Linked DNA regions of Homo sapiens: region 1 is linked to region 2. A link is a contact called in ENCODE Hi-C or POLR2A ChIA-PET data. All regions are on one chromosome and are shown on one strand. Each heading gives the region's core, a stretch centred on a gene start or an enhancer-like site at or near the end of the contact. The rest is flanking DNA. Distances are from core to core; before and after follow the strand shown. Region 1 holds the start of THAP10 (THAP domain containing 10). Region 2 holds the start of UACA (uveal autoantigen with coiled-coil domains and ankyrin repeats).

Region 1 (7,231 bases), core at 1,908-4,407, 130 kb before region 2:
ATTTGGAATGATGAAAAAATTCTGGAACTAGATAGAGGTGATGGCTGCACCTCTATCATTGTATTTTACCACCCACAAAATCAGGATCAATTTTATGAGGTCAGATACAAGATATTCCAAGCTGAGACACTTCCAATCCCTCCACGCTCTCACCACAAATACAATGATTAAAAGAATCATTTGCTTCAAAAAAAAACACACAATATAAATAAAATGCTGTTGAAAAAATCACTGTTTTGATCATTATAATCCTTTTAAATGTCCTATTATAATATAATAAAATTGTATATTTAAGCCTTCTAAGAAAGGTTTTCACTTGATCTAAAACTGATCTAAAATAATTATCTGGTGGGAGGACTGAGAAAAACAAAACCAGAACAACTTCTTATGATTAGCCACAAAAAACCCCAAATATGTATCTTGAATTAATTAAGATACTTCTAATGTATCCATACTATAAACATTATGTTGGCATTTGCATTATATCCTTAGGAATTATATGACCTAAAGGTATTTTCTCAGAATAGATGTCCACACAAGAGAAAGTGAATGGTTTGGAAAAAATATTTAGATGAGGCACACAGCTCTAGAAACATTATAATGGTGGAAAAGGATTTGTCCAGAGAAATCAATTAGGAAAGCTCTGGAGAGAATCCATTATGCTCAATTATAATAAATAATATTTTCAATTAATCTAACTGCTGTTTATTTGAGATGATCAAATTGTCTATTTTCTGAGTGTTTACCATTTTCATATTCATATATAATGTAATCAACAGCTGCCTCCTTGACTAACGATGTCCTTCCATTTACCTTCCTCATGCCTTTTCTTACCCTTCTTCATGCTGTTATGTGTGAACTCTGCCCTTCACTTTAGAGTTCTTCCAGTGACGCCTATTTAATAACTTTTTAGGACACACCTGAATTGTGATGGTTAGAGGTTTCCAACTTGGTCAAAGGAGGAAAAATCATGTTGTGTCTTGAGACATAGTGTGTAGAAAGTAGGTAAGTATAAATGCTGAGGTGAGACAGAAAGGAAAGAAAAACATGTTTATCTCAAAATCTCAAAAATTAAATCAAAAGCCAGAAATTCTAGAAATGCTAGAGACATTATGGGGAAATAATCTTGGGGAAAAAAATCTCATATTCATATCGTAACTTCTAAATAACGTTAAGTCTAACATGTGTCCACTGCTAACCTATTTTTTTCTTCCCTGATTTTAAATGGGATGTGTGGATATGCCCTCCCAATTACCATTTTATCTAAGGTGTCATTAGTAGTAAGACATACCATTATTTTACCCTCTATTAAGAAAGAAAAAAAACCTCCCCAATTAAACTATGACATGCCATCAATTTTAAGAAGGCTCCTGATTTCAGAAATGTGTAAATATCACTGGGTGCGGTGGCTGTTGCCTGTAATCCCAGCACTTTGGGAGGCCAAAGCAAGCGGATTGCTTCAGCTCAGGAGCTCGAGAACAGCCTGGGCAACATGGTGAAACCTGTCTCTACAAAAAATACAAAAATATTAGCCGGGCGTGGTGGCATGCACCTGTGGTCCCAGCTATTCAGGAGGCTGAGGTGGGAGGATCGCTTGAGCCTGGGAGGCAGAGGTTGCAGTGAGCCAAAATTGTGCCACTGCACCCCAGCGCCCCAGCCTGGGTGATACAGCTAGACCCTGTCTCAAGAAAAAAAAAAGTGTAAATGTCAAAAAAAAAAAACAAAAAAACCCTTACCCTTTTGTAATCAATAAAATCACATTAAGTTTTTTAAAGAGGGCTATTTTAGCTTTATGTAGGCAGAAAGTAAGAACTAGCTTTAAACTGGAAATCAAAGCAAATCTACTTAAATTTTTCAGTTTAGAATCTATCTACACTTTAAGTCATGCTGCTATTTGTGTAGAATTTAAAACAATCTTCAATTTAAATGCCAACCTTCTTAAATCTTACTTTGTTTTTTTCAGGAAGCGATGATGTTTGAATAACCAGATGAAGCCCGCAGTTCACCTGAAATGTAAAAATTAAACCATAAAATTTGCTCTTAATACACAAACACATATTTCCAAAAAAAAAAAAGGTACAAACAGAAATACAACAAAAAAATAGAACACAATGCTCTATTTCTGTTTCTGGTAAATGATCTTGTTCTGAGGATTTGCTGAAAACAATAAAATCACATCTAAGAATTAAAAGGTTTCACTGATTTATTTTCCAAAATGTCGGCAGCAATTTAACCCTCTAGTTAGTACCTCAGGCTTTCGACATTTGCCATTCAGGTCTAAATAAACATCTCAATGAGACAGGTGAAGGAGGTGGGAGTCCCTAATGATAAATTCTCTTCACAGTTAAAAGGAAAAGAAAAGAAAAAGGAATTGACTGGCCAAAGGAATTTAAATAAACCCAAGCCTTTCACAGCAGACCAGCTCCACCTTCTGGGGAGCCCAGATCCTGGACAAGACTTTGAGTACCCATCATACAATATTAAATTGTGCCTTGGTCCAGCCCACGAACCTCAAACCCTGGTCAGACAATAGCTTGAGTAGACCCAGCGGTGCCGGTCCTAATAATACAGCCCATCTCCTAGGACAAAGACGCCAGTCAGAAAGAGTACCAGTGGGAAGAAAGAGAAAGTAGAAGGCCCAACTTACGTTGTTCGCAGCCCGGCCAGAAACAGAGCGATATTTCCCGGGAATCATGATAGGAGACAGTCCAGGTTCTCTGTTAGATCTGCCTTCCAGGTGACGCTACAGCGGAGATTCAAAGAGACCCGAAAGAGGTCATCTCCCAGGCAACCTGCTCAGGGTTACCATGGAAACGACCATTTCCGGTCTGGACCTCTCCCGAATCGATAGAGCCACACAGTCGTTGCAGCTTCTAGTTGTATTCGTGAGAGCCCAGTGCGTCACCACTTCCTCGTTCTATTTTCCCAGCCTCATAAAAACAGAGCGGGAGTATTGGGAGGAGGATAAGCTGGGGAAGAGGCTGGCCACACTGGTTGCTATAACCACCACCACTTCCGGTCCGTTCCTCTTTACGGCCCACCTCAGCGCTGCCCGCGCGAAATTTGTATCCCTCTGCTTGTGTCCACTGGCTCCTGGGGAGCAGCGCAGGGAGGAGGAGGAGGAAGATATCAAAGAGCCCTCCCATTGGGGGCCCCAGATCGCCACTTCCGGTGACCAGAGGTAGGGAAGGAAACAATCCCGACCCGGAGTGGACAGGTGAGGAGGGGAGGACTTGCCTCGCCGAGGCCGCTGCGAGGAGCGTGCCCAAGGGCGAAGGTCCAGGGAACCCGGCTCCCGCGCACCGAAGACGGCCGCCATGCCGGCCCGTTGTGTGGCCGCCCACTGCGGCAACACCACCAAGTCTGGGAAGTCGCTGTTCCGCTTTCCCAAGGACCGGGCCGTGCGGCTGCTCTGGGACCGCTTCGTGCGGGGTTGCCGCGCCGACTGGTACGGAGGCAATGACCGCTCGGTCATCTGCTCTGACCACTTTGCCCCAGCCTGTTTTGACGTCTCTTCGGTTATCCAGAAGAACCTGCGCTTCTCCCAGCGCCTGAGGCTGGTGGCAGGCGCCGTGCCCACCCTGCACCGGGTGCCCGCCCCGGCACCTAAGAGGGGAGAGGAGGGAGACCAAGCAGGCCGCCTGGACACGCGAGGAGAGCTCCAGGCAGCCAGGCATTCTGAGGCTGCCCCAGGTCCAGTCTCCTGTACACGCCCCCGAGCTGGGAAGCAGGCTGCAGCTTCACAGGTAAAGAGAGACCACCGAAGGTTGTGTAAGGACCCCTGGACTCTGGCTGGGCTCCTCCACTTAGTGTCACCTTGGGAAAGGCACCTCATCTCGAAAGTTCCTGTTTTCTAATCTGCAAAGTTAGGGGTGTGCTTTAGAGGTGATCTCCAAGGTCCCACTTATCATTAACACTTTGGAATTAAGTGACCCAGTTAATTCCTTCTAACTGCTCCTCCCCCAAAACTCACACACACACACACACACACACACACACACACACACACACACACACACACAGAGTCTTGTCCTGCAGAGTAGTGAGTTGCTTTCACTCGCTGCTCCAGAGTTTTTAAATAGAAAGGGTTTAATTTGAGCAAATCTCCAGGATTGGAGTGCTTGAAACTGTGTTGCATAACATTACATAAGCTTGAGGAAAGTCCCTTATTTGTGTCACAAATGATGGGGCGAAGGAGATGTGGAGCTACAGATGAAGATGATGGAGCTTGCTAATAAATCCCTTCCCACCCCAAGCTTCCTTTATGACTGATAACTAGCTCCAGCTGCCTTTAAGTTCAGTATCCCTAGTGAGCTGACTTTCCCCATCTTGCTCTCTTCTGCCTACTTTTCTGTTCCTTCTAAACATTGTTTGCACTCATTTTGCATCTGGTTACTACTACCTTCTTCCCCACGTACCATTTTAAAGAAAACTTTCCAGCCTTCCTTGTGATAAACTTCAGCCTTGCCACCATTACACAGATTAAATTATAGCAAGAGGTTAGTAATTTCCTCAGGGGTCTGTAATCCTTACTTAGGTCCGGTTGCCAGACCAACACTCTTTCTGCAGTACTAACCTGCTTCCTACATTGGGGTGGGTATTTAAGACCCTTTAATGGCATCTTGCAATTATTAAGATAAAGAGCAAAATTATTAACCCAATTTACATGGCCCTGCATGTTTTTTCCCCCTGCATACCACACTAGCCCTAACCAAGGCCACTGTCCCTGTTGCTCACTGTGTACCATCATGCTGACCTTTCAGTTCTTGGACATACTATACTATATTACTTCCTACCAACAAGACTTTGCTCAGTTGTTGCATGTATTATAATATCCTGGAACTATGCCCCTCCCACTCCCATCATTGCCAATTAAGTCTTTTTCCCTTAAAAATCAGCTAAACATCTTTCCCCTTGATCCCTTAGTTATGTACTCTCATTCTTCGTGTACTCCATGTGATTCAATAGCACAGATACTTCAGTAGCACTTACCATAATTGCCATGAAATAATTGTGTAGTTTGCTTAATATTTGTTTCTCATATTAGAATGTAAGCTCCATGAGAGCTAGGATCATGTCTGATTTCTTTGCCATTGTATTGCAGTGCCTAAAACAATATTTTACAAATTTAAGTAATTCAATAAATATTTATGGAATGATTACATGACTATAAGAACAAATTTTTGCATTATAATTGAATTTTCAATTATCTGCCAGTTTCCCTCCTCACCAAGCTGTATACCTGTCAAGATAGCTGTCCTTTCCTTGAACCATCTGTCCACCATCACCACCTATACAAACTTTGCCCAAACATATACATCCACATACATATATATGTGTGTAGCAAGAGAGATAAATACTAAACATGTGCCACACACATCCCCCTACACCATTTTTCTTCTTCATAATTACACAACCTAATCAAAAATTGGGAGAAGAAAAGCCAAGCTAGTCAAACAACCAAAGTCTTTATAACCCATAAAAACTAACCGTTGGGAAACAGATCCAGCATACATAATAAATCTGTTTTCCATTTAGTAAGTATAACCAGCCAACATTTATAACAATCCATAGTACATTAATATACTTGCTGAATTACTAGAAAACTGTGAGTTCTAAAATAGTCACTTTAAAAGTATATAAGGTTAAAAAGATTTTGAGTTGATAGCAATAAATGTTTAGCCTGGTCTGGATAAAGAACCCTAACCACATCGCTAAAAAATTGGCTTGTCTATCTGACTTCTTCCCCCACCCAATGTTTTTCTTCCCAATCCCAGGACTAACTGTCTAAAAATCAGATTTCCAGTGATTCTGCAACATTTATTGAAGAGCTATTGTAGACACTGTTCTGGGTGCTTGGTGCTATATATGGATCAATATAAATATGAGTGTTACATATCTTTAGGGGGCTTCCAAAAAGATAAGACACCACTTCCAAGGAAAGAAAGGGGCTTATTTATTGTTTTCCCTTAACTGTTAATTTTGCATTCTTTTTTAAAAAACCCAACTGAATTTTTTAAATTGTTGACTTGAACTATAGCAAATACACAGAAAAGTGAACAAATCTTAAGTGGACAAGTCATTAAATTATCATAAACTGAACATGTGTAACCACAACCCAAGTCAAAGAAACAGAACATTGCTAGCACCCCAGGAGTCCCTATATCACCCCATATCCAGCCCCTCCCCTCTCCTCAAAGGTAACCAAGTTTGCTTTTTTTTGGGGGGGGGATTTCATATAAATCAAATCATACTGTAGCCATTTTCTGTGTCTGGCTTCTTTTGTTCAACATTACATTTTTGAGATTCATCCATATTGTTGCATAGAACAGTAGTTCATTTTCATTATTATGTAGTATTCCATTGTATGAATATACCAAAATTTGTCTGTCTATTGTTGAACATTTGGGTTTTTACCCATTGGGGCTATCATAAGTGATACTACCATAAACTCTTGTATATGTGTTTTGGTCCACGTGTGCACACATTTCTGAGGATATATACCTAGAATTGCTGGGTCATAGTATTACATTAAACTTCAGTAGATAATACCAAATAGTTTTCTAAAATACTTGTACCAATTTACACTTCTACCACAAGTTTGATAGTTTCCATTGTTCCACATTCTTGCCTATACGTGGGATTTCTAGTCTTTCACATCTGAGTCCATTTGCAGAGTGCGTAGTAATGTTTTTGCTTTTCATCCCCCGATTACTGATGAAATTAGTAAGGAAACACCTTTTCAAATATTAATTGGATATTTAGGTAGCCTTCAGTGACATGCCCTTTTAAATCTAGCCCATTTTTCTGTTGGATTGTCTGTCTTTTCTTGTTGATTTAGAATTTTTAATAGATTCTACCTGGAAGTCCTTTTTCAGTTAAATGTTTTTATCTTCTCCCACTATGGGTTGCCTCTTGGTTCTTAATAATGTCTTTTGATGTACTGAAGTTCTTAATTCTGATGTAGTCCAAATTACCAATAATTTTCCTTATTCTTAATACTTAAAACATTTTACTATGCTGTTTGTAATAAACTTTGTTGTTTTTACTTTTTATATTTAGATCTAATTCAGAATTGATTTTTGTGTTTGGTGTGAGGTAGGATTTAAGTTTCATTTTCCCCAACATTGATACCCATTTGACTCAGCATCTTTTATTGAAACTACTAGCATTTCTTCTTGGCCTTGCAATGTCAACTTTGTCATAAATCAAGTGCCCTTTATATGCATAG
Region 2 (7,282 bases), core at 2,813-5,312:
AGACTTTGTATGTCAATTCTTTTTTTTTTTTTGAGATGAAGTCTTGCTCTATCACCCAGGCTGGAGTGCAGTGGCGTTATTCTGGCTCGCTGCAACCTCTGCCTCCTGGGTTCAAGCGATTCTCCTGCCTCAGCCTCCCCAGTAGCTGGGATTACAGGCTTCCACCACCACGCCCAGCTAATTTTTGTATTTTAGTAGAGATGGGGTTTCACCATGTTCACCAGGCTGGTCTCAAACTCCTGACCTCAAGTGATCTGTCCACTTTGGCCTCCCAAAGTCCTGGAATTACAGTTGTGAGCCACCATGCCCGGCCTGTGTGTGGATTCTTTTTTTTATTGTTGTTGTTTTTGTTTTTGTTTTTTGTTTTTTTTTTTTTTTTTGAGATGGAGTCTTGCTCTGTCGCTCAGGCCGGAGTGCAGTGGCGCCATCTCGGCTCACTGCAAGCTCCACCTCCCAGGTTCACGCCATTCTCCTGCCTCAGCCTCCAGAGTAGCTGGGACTACAGGTGCCTGCCACCACGCCTGGCTAATTTTTTGTATTTTTAGTGGAGACGGGGTTTCACCATATTAGCCAGGATTGTCTCGATCTCCTGACCCCGTGATCCACCCGCCTCGGCCTTCCAAAGTGCTGGGATTACAGGTGTGAGCCACTGTGCCCGGCCCTCTGTGTGGATTCTTTATTCTTCTTCTGAGAAATCATATTTGTCATCGTTTTTGCCGTTATCATCATCTGAGTTATCAGTGAGCATCTGTCGACTGTGTTCTCTTCCCTGTTCTGGCAGGTCCCCTGGGTATCCTCTGCCCATCTGGTATTACTTCTCACCTGTTGGTATTCATTGAATGGATACTCAACCTTGGATAGCCTCCCTTCAGGCAAACTTATCTGTTGATCTTTTCCTTCCCTAAATACCATCTGCAATCTTACTACACGATTCAGTAAGCGATTGTCCAGTTAAACTGTATGTGTTAGCATACAGCTTACACATTTGTTATCTAATCCAGAACACAAGTTCCTTGACAGCAGGGATCAAAATAGGGGTGGTAAGCAGATCAACTTGCTCCATTTGTATTATTTGAGATTACCATGTGTATATATAATCTAGTAAAGTAATTTTAAAAAATGCATTACCCTTCCTGGTATATATTGTAAATAAATAAATATTGGAAAAAAAAAAGAAGTAAAACAAAAAAATATTTTATATAGGCTCAGTGTGATAACAAACAAAAGGTCATCTAGGTTTGATAAGTGCCCTTTGCTCTGAAGGGAAGATAAAAATAAATAATAGTGATAAGAGTTAACAAAATAAAACCCAACCTGTCTGGTTGAATGCTAATAATAGTGACTTTACTTCATATAGGCAGCTTCCAGATCAATGTAAAAAAGCTTTACTGAATATTCAGACCAGTGCTATTTACTTAGCTGCTCTCAAATGGGAATAAGCAGACATCAGCTATCAAGTTTCTAGGCTGGAAAAATCCATAAAGGCCACTGGACACAGACACCATGGGGACATCATCCAGACAGTTCATAAAAATAACTTGCCCAACATTTTTGGAACCTGATGCAAGCTATACTTGTGGTTCTGTCTGTTTCCTTTGCTTTATCCAGTAACAACAGAAAAGGAGGCCAGTCACCAGGACTATGATAACTTGGATGTTACAGGAGACAACCAGTACAACATAACACTGCAATTAATAACTCAAGAGCCAATTACTGAGACAGTGCTCTTGTAAGCAATTAACATTTAAGATTCAGTCAGAGGACTAGATGGTAAATGGGTGCTTATCTTAAGCCCAGAGAAAGGAGTTGATTGAGACACAAATATTTGAGCAGGACCATAGCCTCAGATCATTCCATCTGTGTTCACAATAGGGGGAATCCCAATCCTGTGTCACATAAATACATAGAACAAACAACCATAATTTGCTATAGTAGTCAATAAGAATGCATCAATTCATTCAGAAATATTTATTAAACACCTATAACATGCTAAGCATTCTAGGGAATTCAAATATATGTCAGTTATTCCCCAATTTTAAGTAAATTGAAGTCCAGTAATGAAATAAGGTTTGCTCAGCTCATATGTGTTAGTATCATATGAGAGGTATAATTGCTGTAACTATTTGGAGGATGGAGAGATCACTTCCAGTTACTTGATCAGGGAAGGTTCTATAGAGAGGAGGGCACTTGGAAGGGACATACACTTAAAAACAAACTTTTTGTTAAAGCATAACACACACATAAAAGAGAATATATTGCATACAGTACAGGCTCATTGAATTTTCACAATCTGAAAACACTAGATATGTAACCAGCACCCACAGAGAATAGTACAGTATTCCAGAAGCCCCCGACATCCCCTACCAATCACTCTTGGGGGAGTAGGATTTTCTGAGATGAATGTAGACAGACAGAAGATTATTGGGGGAGGGATCAGTATGCATAAAGATGTGGAAGTTGAAAGCCATGACCCATGTTTGGAGAATGGGCTGAAGAGTAATTCGCTTGGGGTGTTGGCTAGAGAACAGGGTCGCGTCCACGTTATACAGCTTTAAATGCAAAGAATTAGATTTTATTCGTTAGCTGCTGAAGGCTTTTGAGCAAGAGGAGTATTTTTGTAAGACTTATTGATGATGGCTGATAATTTATTGGTGATGGGACAATTAAGAGACTGAAGGTTGGGAGACTGGCTGGGAAGCTTCTGTAATAATAGTCCGGGTATGAGGTAATTTTGGCTCTGCAGTGGCAGTGAGAACAGAGTAACTGACCATACACAGACACTTTAAAGAGCCAACAAGAACTAAATGACTGGAGATCTAGAGGAAGGGGGAGGAATCAAAGAAAATTTTCTTCCAAAGATCTAATCAAGATGAAATTTAATAATATTTTTGGGTAGTTAGTTGTTATTTACTTGTTGTATAGGGTTAACACAGTCTTTGAATGCTGCCTCTCCAAGAAATTCTGAAAACTTTCTTACAGTATTTGAAGAAAACCTTGCGTTACTATAAAGAAACTCTAAAGAGAGCAACTGACCTTTCAGACAAAAAAGAGTCCTTTGTTAGTCAGAAAATGTGGACCGTTTGTCTTTTCAAATGGATGCATGCTACGATAAACGTTTTGCTGGGGGGAAAAATGACTCCAAAGAAGACTTTTGAAGATGTCACCCGAACAGCAAATTATTGGGTGCTGAGCACCTTCCTGTTTCTTCATCCTCTTAAATAATTTTTACTAACCCAGATTTCTAGGTAAGATGATTTAACTTCATCGTATACGTTTACATGTAATGTGTTTCTACAGAAAACAAAAAACCTTTTTGAAGAAAAAAGGGCGTAACTTTTTTTGACAACTTAAATCACTGGCTGTGGGAGTCATTTTTAATTGATGGCACCTCTTCTCCTCCCTCCCCGCCCCCATTCCGTCCCTTTGCTTCCAATACGGCGGATTCTTCACTCAACAAATAAACGAGCACGTAACTTGTACTGTAACTTACTATAACGTCTTTCAAGGTCTTTCTTAACTGTACGTTTTTCTGCACAATCAGCACCTTATTTCTTAGAGACTGTTTATTTCTGGAATTTTTGATGCGTGTGGTGGTTTCCAGGCACCAGGATTTGGTAGTAAAACAGGAGACTGAAAAGAAGTTGCTCCTGAAAGCTGTTCTGTGTGCAGGTAACCAAGAGTCATTTCTAAGACCAGACGGAAGGGAAGGAACTTTACTTGGTAAAGAGCGCGTGGGTGGAAAGAGGAGGGGAGTCCGGGAAGATGAGAGGTGGCAAAGGCGGGACCCCGTGCTCTCTCTAGATCTTAAGCTCCGGGTGGGCGGGCGCCGGTGGCCTGGAGCCCGGCCTGCGCGCATCTCCACGCCTCTGGCCGCCCACCTCCTCCGCCCCTTCCCGGGCTAAAGTTCCCAAACTTTTCCTCCAGCTGGGAGAGGAAGGGTGTTACTCAGTTTAAAAGGGAAGTCCCGCCCCATTCCCGCATTCCGATTGGTCGCGGTTTGCCACGCCCCCGCCAGGGCAGCGGGTCAATTGGCTACGGGAGGGGAGCCCCGCCTCAGGCCTGTCGACGTCTGCTGCCCGGGGCCCGCAGGTGGCAGGCAGGTGGGGCTGGTACAGCCCGCGCCGCCTCTGCTGCAGCCGCTGCCGTCTACTCCTTGCGCGCTGGCACTCCGCAGCCTTTAAGGTTCGCGCGGGGGCCAGGCAAGAGTTAGCCATGAAGAGCCTCAAGTCCCGCCTGAGGAGGCAGGACGTGCCCGGCCCCGCGTCGTCTGGCGCCGCCGCCGCCAGCGCGGTGAGTCCCGCGGTCCGGGCTGCGAGGCGCTCCGCTCCGGGAGCAGCGCAGCCCTCCTTTGCTGGCGAGTTCGCGCGCCGCCTTCCTCTGCTTTTCCTCTGCCAGTTCGGCTTCGGCGGCCCTGGCGACTCCTCCCTGAGGCCGGAGACTCCGTCAGCCCAGAGACCCCGGGGATCCTCCCCGCCGCCGCACCCGAGCCTCTACGGGTCTCTTCCCCACCCCTTTCTCCCAAGCCTCCGAACTTCTGGAAGAAACCTCAGTGGGGCGGTTCTGGCCCCCTCCTCCTAAATCCAAAGTTCCTCGATTGGCACCCCTACTCCGCTCTTTCCGTTGACCCCCCCTCGTCGCTCTCCTCTCCCGGCGCTCGCCCTGCTGCCCACGCCCGCTCGGCCGTGTTGGCTCCCCAGTCCCCGGGGCCGGGGCTCGCACCAGGTAGGGCAGGTGGGCAGGGCTGCGCACCCCGCGCCACCGTGCCCGGACTCCGGACCTTCCCCGGGTCTGAGACAGCGTCAAGCCCTGCCGGGCTGGTGGACGTCCCGTGCTGGCCGCTGTCGTTGTCACTGGGAAGTTTGATTCCCCAGCGAGGCAGAGGGAATCGGCTTAGTCGTAAAGACAAAACCCCACAGGGTGGTGACCCTAGAGGTGGTGAAGTTGGGAGGGGTGGTGGTGATGTGGGTTGTGTAAATCGCACCTGTGGGGCGGGATCCGTGCGGGGCTCTTTCGGTGCTGACCTGCAGCGCGGCCTCAGTGTGCGCGCCAAGGAGTAGTCGGGGCCTCTTTAGTTGGCAGGAGAACAGAAATCTTGAGAAACAGCCTGACCGCAGATGTTGTGATTTAGATAATTTGTCACGTTACAAGAATGGCGATATCATCAAAATTCTATATCATTAAAATAAGTGCCACTTACAAAGTCTTGGAAGAGTCGAACGTAAAGGAGTTGTTATGCTCCAACTGCACAGTTACCTAGTTGGGGTAATTAAAATGAACCTTTACAATTCAACGCAGATTTTACCAAATGATTATATTCTTTTTATCAGAATACTAATTAATCTGCTTCTGCTTTTTTGAGTTAATTCAGTTATGCCTTTCTCTCCACCTATATCGAGGATTATTTTACTTGGACATAAAGGAAATTGTGGAGGAACTACCTAGACTTAAATTCCTATTTCAAAAAAAGAGAGTAGATTCAGATGACGTAATTGATGTTCTTTGATAAAGCATGAAGTCGTTTTATAAGCTCATGGAAAACAGAGATTACTTTGTTTCACTTTTTTTTTTAAAAAAAGTAACTGGCAGAAATGTCATTTAGTGATATTGGAGTTCATTACAGTTAAGATTCTACTTCTGTAATGCAAGTTGTGTTTTTAGCCTTATAGAAGATACAAGTTTCTAGATTTATTAGCTTTGTTTTCCCTGGTTGTGTTTGATTTGCACTAAGGATGTAAATCCCACTTGGAGGTTTATATGCCTTAATTTTATCCAGTTTTCTAGAAATGCAGAGTATTTAGTAGGTATTATCAGCATGATAGTTTGCATTTTATACATTTGGAACATAAAGTGCATATCTCTGAGCTTAAATCTTTAGCACTCAATTGAGCGTTCTATTTTTCTCAAAATGACATAATAAAGATAAACATGATATTAACCTATTTATGTAGAAAAAGCAAACATTTCTGTTTAAATATTAGAATAAGTTCTGTACAATTTAAAAATAAAAGCGTAATGAGGAATAAAACTTAGAATGAATTCTGTAAAATTTTAAAATAAAACTGTAGTGATGAATAAAACCAAACCAAGCATTGATAGAATAAAACACATGTACAGGAGAAATAGACCCTTTCTGCTTTTCAATCTATAAACCATAATCCCAGATTTGGTCACATGTATATGTATTTATTGTATGATTGGGCCACCCTTTTTTTTTTTCTTTTTGCCTTTAAAAACAGTTATTTTTTGAATAGGTAATATAGCACATGGTTTAATATTGGAAAGGAATAAAAATATTTACAACAAAATATCGACACCGTGTTTCCCTAACCCCTGCTTCAGCCACCCTGCCCCCACTTCCTGAGGCCACTGATGATACAGTTGCTTGCATGTTCCTCCAGAGAGAGCTTAGCATATACAAGCAAATATGAATATAGTCACCCTTTATAGAAATGCTAGCACACTGTAGCTGCTGTTTCATATCTTGGACTTTTTTTTTTAAAACTGTAAATAGAGGCTCCCCATTCATATCTTTTGCTGTAATGTACAATTCTGTGATTAATATTCATATTTCAAGTGTGTGTCTGTACCTGTAGGATTAATTCCTAAAAGTGAATTGCTGGGTTAAAGGATATGTGCATTTGTAATTTTGAAGGATGTTGTCAAGTTTCCTTTCATGCATCATGGAACCAGCATATGAGAAATGTTTTCCAAGCTTTTAATAGAAGTCTGTTCAAAGTTTTTGACCTTTGCTAGCCTGATAGGTAAGAACAGTTTATCCTTTCCATTTTTCTTTTTCTGTTTTTTTTTTTTTTTTGAGACGGAGTCTCGCTCGGTCGCCAGGCTGGAGTGCAATGGGACCATCTTGGCTCATTGCAACCTCCGCCTCCCAGGTTCAAGTGATTCTCCTGCCTCAGCCTCCTGAGTAGCTGGGACTACAGGCGTGCACCACCACGCCAGGCTAATTTTTGTATTTTTAGTAGAGACAGGGTTTCACCATGTTGTCCAGGATGGTCTCAATCTCTTGACCTTGTGATCCACCCGCCTCGGCCTCCCAAAGTGCTGGGATTACAGGCGTGAGCCACTGCGCCTGGCCTGTCCTTTCCATTTTTCTATTGGGTTGTCGATATTTTTCCCTATTCATTTGTATATACTTTATATCAGGGAAATTAGCCCTTTTCATTTGAATAATATTATTTCTTAATTGGCTGTTTGTCTTAAGACATTTTTATGGTGGCATTTGCTGTGCAGAGAAGGTGGTTATTTTTATACAATTGAATTTATA

Evidence for each region. A loop is a pair of places that touch in the nucleus more often than their neighbours do. ChIA-PET counts read pairs that join two places held with the same protein, here RNA polymerase II (POLR2A). Pooled maps may share reads with other maps.
Region 1: a map of endothelial cell of umbilical vein shows a loop between it and region 2 (5-fold over the local background). The contact joins the promoter of THAP10 here to the promoter of UACA in region 2. A Hi-C loop is called at or near these places in 4 of 168 maps with a recorded cell type or tissue (dorsolateral prefrontal cortex, endothelial cell of umbilical vein, gastrocnemius medialis and 1 more), 2 of 37 single-sample maps with no recorded cell type and 16 of 50 pooled maps. POLR2A ChIA-PET finds 5 or more read pairs at or near these places in 1 of 52 experiments (MCF 10A).

Annotation. Positions count from the first base shown.
Region 1 is chr15:70,888,359-70,895,589 of GRCh38, reverse strand. THAP10 (THAP domain containing 10) reads left to right here and starts at 3,157. Exons shown (of 3, transcript NM_020147.4): 1 at 3,157-3,746. The coding sequence starts at 3,318. LRRC49 (leucine rich repeat containing 49) reads right to left here and starts at 2,764. Exons shown (of 16, transcript NM_017691.5): 1 at 2,648-2,764; 2 at 1,950-2,006. The coding sequence starts at 2,695. RefSeq lists an enhancer at 2,804-3,502.
Region 2 is chr15:70,760,338-70,767,619 of GRCh38, reverse strand. UACA (uveal autoantigen with coiled-coil domains and ankyrin repeats) reads left to right here and starts at 4,062. Exons shown (of 19, transcript NM_018003.4): 1 at 4,062-4,290. The coding sequence starts at 4,213. RefSeq lists a silencer at 3,888-4,297.